Regions from separate parts of the Homo sapiens genome. Here region 2 is linked to region 1. Evidence: read pairs that join two places in POLR2A ChIA-PET (ENCODE). Cell type or tissue: PC-9. All regions are shown on one strand. Each heading gives the region's core, and the rest is flanking DNA. Links, peaks and the distances in the headings are about the cores only.

Region 1 (2,921 bases), core at 249-2,748:
ACCTCCATCCGCATCCATGTTTCTACAAAGGACACGATTGTGTTACTTTTTATGGCTGCATGGTATTCTATGATGCATATGGACCACATTTTCTCTTATCCGGTCCATAGTTGATGGGCATCTAGGCTGACTCCATGTCTTTGCTATTGTGACTAGTGCTGTGGTGAACATATGAATTTGTGTGTGTTTTTGGTAGAACAACTTATTTTCTTTTGGATATATACCCAGTAATGGGGCTGCTGGGTTGAATGGTAGTTCCGTTTTGAGTTCTTTGAGAAATCTGCAACTGCTTTCCACAGTGACTGAACTAATTTACGTTCCAACCGACAGTGTATAAATGTTCTCTTACAGGATGTTTTTTTAAAAAATTTTTTTTCTCTTATAATTTCACTTTTGTTGTGGTAAAATATGTACAACATAAAATTTACCATTGTAGCCATTTTTAAGTGTACATGTAGTGGCATTAAATACATTCACATCGTTGTGCTACCGTCACCACCATCCATCCACAAGACTCTTCATCTTTCTTACAGGGTTTTAATAACATTTTAATGATAATGGTTGTGTTGCAGGCTTTAGTTTTATCACTAAGCAAGGTTTGAGTTCCTTCTCGTAGCTTTAGAGAAATGCACCTTTTAAACTTTTTTTTTTGAGACAGGGTCTCACTCTGTTGCCCAGGTTGGAGTGTAGTGGCACAACAGCCTTGACCTCCTAGGCTCAAGTGATACTCCCATCTCAGTTTCTGAGTAGCTGGAACTAGAGGTGCGCATCACCATCCTTGGCCAGTTTTGTTTGTATTTTTATAAAGATGGCGTCTCACTGTGTTGCTAGGGCTGGTCTTGAACAGCTGGGCTCCCGCAATCCTCCTACTTCGGCTTCCCAAAGTGCTGGATTACAGGCATGAGCTACCATACCCAGCTGAGAAATGCACTTTTAAAAGAGAAAAGGTAAAAAGCCATAGCCAGACTGTTTAACAAATCTTATCTACAGCAGGAAAGACCTAATACATTACTGTTTGAGGATAAGCTTGTGATGTATTTAAACTTGTGTCTAAGGGTATTGTGGGGTTTAGCTGTCAAGAGGAAGGAACACGTAAGGGAATTATTGTTATTGATCATTTCCTCTCCTGAGTATCTATCAGAAAAATAACAATTGTCAGTGTTGTCCTCTATAGCAGTGCAAATAGTACCTATCTAAACTATGCTTGAGCTCAGGTAGTGTTGCCTTTTTAGTAACTAAAAGCAGTGTGTAGCAATTTCCTGTCCATCCCAGATGTTTACTAAAGATTGATACTAGGGGACCCAACACATAAGATATGTCTCTTTAAACTTGTAGTTAGGCTGAGTCATTGTGTTCACAAGAAAAGCTGTAGCTCTGCAAGGTCTGGTTTTGTGTTTACAATCCTTTAAGTCTTAGCACCACAAAATAAAATGTATTTGCTAGGGTGTGGCTAAAAGTTGTTGCAGGGTTAAAATGAGAAACATGTAAACCTAACTTTCCCATAAGCCTGTGACATTTCTGATTACAAAGAGAATCATACAAATCGCATCTTATGCTTCAGTGGGAACACATTCCAGTGTGTTAGTTTCCCTAAATTCACAGTGCAGTGTAAAATCTGGACCCCAGCTGTTTTAGTGCTGGGTTATTAAGCAAAAGTGTATGTTACGTAAGTGTTTCATAGTGTCACAGTGTTTTTTTTCTGTTGTGAAACTTTCTTAATTTTTAAATTTATTGAGCAAACATTACAACGACAGAATAAAATGAATTATTTATTTAATAAACACTTACGTGGTGTTTACTTTGTGCCTTGCACTCATCTAAGCATTTTACAAACATGAATACATTTAACCCTCAGAACAACCCTGTAAAGTAGGTAATCTTATTATGGCCGTTTAATTTATTTATTTATGTTTGTTTTACTGTATTTTATTTTGTAGAGATGAGGTCTTGCTATGTCACCCAGGCTAGTTTCAGACTTCTGGGTTCAAGTGGTCCTCCTACCTTGGCTTCCAAACGTGCTGGGATTCACAGGCATGAGCCACTGAGCCTGGCCTATGCCCATTTTATAGATGAGGCAGTTTGAGGCATAGTGAGATCCCACAACTAGCACATGGTAGAGCTGGGGATCCATCCCAGGCAGCTTGCACCCAGAGTTTTGACACTGCTGTCTGTCTAGAAAAAAACATAACCTGTGATTCCATCCTCTTAACAAACTTTTTTTTAGGTTTTTTTATTTCCATTTCGTCCTTGTTCTTTGACATAATTGCAATTATAGTGCAACTCAGACAATCTGTTCAAGTCCTTTATTTTTCGGAAAACGAAATTAAGGTGGAGCATGGGTATGTCAAAGGGTAGAAGCACTGGGGCAGGGTCCTGGAGATCCTCTGCTGGGCCAGGCCTTAACTCCTGATTGTGAGGAGATTGGGCCAGGGATCCTGGGAGAGTCTGGGAGGCCAGGTGTATTTGGAAGGGGTTGGGTGTTATGTGCAATATTTCCAGAGGGAAGCATTTCAATATTTTAATAATTGTTATGACCATACTAGAGCTAATCTGCTAAATAAGGGCCCACATTATGGCCGACTGGGTCATGGCAGGTCTTGCTTCCTAGGGCTCCAGAATCCTGGATTGCTTCCCCCGTTGCTCCTAATGCCCGTGACCCTCAGCTCCCCTCTGGATGAGGGCAATATTTTATTCTGTACTCAATCATTTTTTGAACTTTTTGGATCTAGAGTTGGGAACCTTTTGGAAGCCTCTGACGCACAAAAGAAAACCAGCCAAAAGCAACATGGAAATAAAAATAACTTAGTTTAGTCAGTTCTTTTGTTAAGAAAGAGAGAGAGAGACTTCTGAGGCCATAAACTTATGAACTTTATATTAAGAACAGGAAAATAAGGGTTCAGAATTTAACAGTGATCTTTTTC
Region 2 (2,921 bases), core at 233-2,732, 540 kb before region 1:
GAACAAAATAGTATTTTCTCTATTTTTTCAAACACCTTTTTATTGTGTACTACTTTTATACTTACAGAAAAGTTGCAAAAATAGTACAGAGAAATTTCTGTCTATCTCCTACTCTGCTTTTCCGAAGAGAAACATGTTACAGAACTATAGAATAATGATCAAAACCAGGAAATTATCACTGGTGGCCGGGCACGGTGGCTCACACCTGGAATCCCAGCACTTTGCGAGGCTGAGGCGGGTGGATCATCTGAGGTCGGGAGTTCGAGACCAGCCTGGCCAACCTGGTGAAACCCCATCTCTACTAAAAATACAAAAATTAGTCAGGCGTGGTGGCAGGCGCCTGTAATCCCGGCTACTCGGGAGGCTGAGACAGGAGAATCGCTTGAACCTGTGAAGCGGAGGTTGCAGTGAGCCAAGATCGCGCCACTGCACTCCAGCCTGGGTGACAGAGCGTGACTCCATCTCAAAAAAAAGAAAAAAAAGAAAAGAAAAACATTATCACTGATACTATACTATTAACATACAGACCTAATCAGAATCTTACCAATTCTTCCAATGTTCTTTTTCTACTGCAGGATCCTACTTTCTTTTTAACTAGCTTGGCTCTATGGAAAACATTTCTTGATTTACACCACTTTTTATTAACAGTTTTCAAATGAAATTTAATTCAAAATCAACTTTTTGTAAATAATAGTATGCCTATAATATACAACATGCCCTATGAATGGAATTACGTTGGTACTTAATTAAAACAGTCCTGAAAATACAAAAATTCAAAAATTCCTGAGCAAAACAAGAAATGTTCCACCACATTTCTATAAAACACAGTACAGGTATTATAATAAATTTTTATTTTTTTGAGACAGGCTCTCACTCTGTCGCCCACGCTGGCCTACAGTGGTGCAGTCACAGGTCACTACAGCCTTGACCTGGCTCAAGTGATCCTCCTGCCTCAGGCTCCTGAGCAGCTGGGACTACAGATGCCTGGCTAATTTTTGTATTTTTTTTTTTTGTAGAGGAGGGGTTTTGTTATGTTGTCCAGGCTAGTCTCTATCTCCTGGCTCAAGAGATCAGCCGGCCTCAGCCTCCTACAGTGCTGGGATTACAAGTGTGAGCCCCCATGCCCGGCCAATATTTAAATTCTTAAGTGCCATATATTCAAAAAATATTGGGGTTTAACTTGACTTTGTAATCATGTTGAATGAAAATAATTCATATTTGGTCCACAAATAACAATAAATTGGTATAGTTTGAACAGACCCCCTTCCTGGCAATAGTCCTTTAGTGTGGCAATGGTAATCTTAAAAGTAGTACTCCCTTCATAAGATCTGACTCATTTTATTATAAATAAGCACAGACCTTTGAAAATATATTTCTACTCCTGTTAATACAACGAGGCAAGATTATGCAGGTACTATTCTTATTAATGTATCTTTTATAATGCAGCTTTGGGAAGTCAATGCTAAGACAACATAGACTCTGAAAGAGAAGGAGATATAATAACATTTTAAAGAAACACCAAAACTCAAAAACCATAATGGAGTGAAGCTCTTTACTGGGGTGGCAGACAGCTCTTTATTTATATCCTGCCTTGGTAGAAAAACAAGAGTGTGGCACATAATTTAACCTTTCCCCAGTGACTCAGCATCACTATTATAAATATCAGACAATTTGCTGTGACACTGACTCATTGTCAAAAGGTTAATTATGTCCCAGGTGCTTCATTCGAGAAGCAAGAAAGGTGTATAACAAAAGAGTTTAATCAGAAATGTTTCAAATACAGCAGACTTCTGAATTTAACAGAAATGCTTCAGTTGATCTGAAAAATTAAGTTATGAAGCGAATATTTTCTCCAAAGAGACCAGAGACATTGGGTGTACTTATAATAACGAATTTGATCCATGACTTAAATCAGGTGGGAACTTGACTTTGGCATCTTTGCTTCTTTATCTATTCAAATCTAAATGTGTATGAAGACAGAGCTCTTCAAGGTCAACAACCACATCTGATTAATCTTTGTATCTCTCTTCCTGATCTTCCTTTGATCCTGGTACAAAGTACTATAATGCTCAAGAAATGTTACTGAACAAATGGAAAGAGGAGGACAAAGAACTCTATTTTCTCAAGAGACTAAGGCTTTACACAGAAAAAATAATAATATAGCCAAGAGAGTAAAATAAAAGTAAACCCATGGTTATTGTCACTCTGAGGGGTTAGGCTATGAACCAATTTTTCTTGATGTTATTCTATCTGGACTCCCAAGTGGAAGCTTATAGATAACCAGCCTTGATAACCGTCACTGGGAGGTGGGAGGTGGGGTCCTGTAATCTAATGCAGACTAGTCCAGATTATTTTTGGCTCCATTTAACAGCTCGTAAAATAATTTTCTGTCTTTTACCAGTTCTAAGAGTCTTTCCCACTGAAATGTACATCTCAGGGGAATGAGACAGAAGGCTCCTTCCCTAAGGAGCTGTGTCATCTTTCCCTTGGACTTGGGTCATTTATTCAGCAAACTGATGAACAGACAAGATACAAGGGTGGTGAGAAGCAGAATGGAGAAGAATCTTATTTTGTTCTTAAGTTTCAGAATTTCCTAGAGAAGTGGAAATTAACTGCAAAACACCAAAACAACCAAATATATTTTTATTTAAATGGACTCTTTTTTTCCATATCATCCCTCCTGACAGCCTCCACCACAAGCCTTTGAGTGGGTTTCCCAAAGTGCCTTTCATGGGACAGCAGTCCTTGTGAGTAACATCTGAATAATGTCAACCTACCTGTAGTCTACAGCAATACTGTGCAGCAGGCAACAGGTCTCTTATTTCAAAACGGGTGTCTGTCCCATGATAAATGAGTTCTAAGGATTCTTCATCTTCTCCCCATTCCAACCTGTACTCTGAGATGTCAGCACCAGAACTATC

The links. ChIA-PET counts read pairs that join two places held together with the same protein. Peaks named below come from ENCODE experiments on the same cell type or tissue, not always from the same donor. Only the 100,000 strongest peaks of a DNase experiment are listed, where the experiment ranks them.
Region 2: POLR2A ChIA-PET joins it to region 1 with 11 read pairs; 2 of 35 experiments call an interaction of 5 or more read pairs at or near these places.

What each region holds. Positions count from the first base shown.
Region 1 is chr3:171,805,025-171,807,945 of GRCh38, reverse strand. All of the region lies in intron 1 of PLD1 (phospholipase D1), which reads left to right. Among named protein-coding and RNA genes, the nearest start is that of PLD1, 4.0 kb to the left of the region's middle. In PC-9, for the core only: no CTCF peak of the experiment used is centred there; a DNase peak (open chromatin) is centred at 1,425; H3K4me3 peaks cover 1,057 bases; H3K27ac peaks cover 2,500 bases.
Region 2 is chr3:172,347,218-172,350,138 of GRCh38, reverse strand. It overlaps FNDC3B (fibronectin type III domain containing 3B), which reads right to left. Exons shown (of 26, transcript NM_022763.4): 21 at 2,778-2,921. Among named protein-coding and RNA genes, the nearest start is that of GHSR, 100 kb to the left of the region's middle. In PC-9, for the core only: no CTCF peak of the experiment used is centred there; a DNase peak (open chromatin) is centred at 1,658; H3K27ac peaks cover 2,265 bases.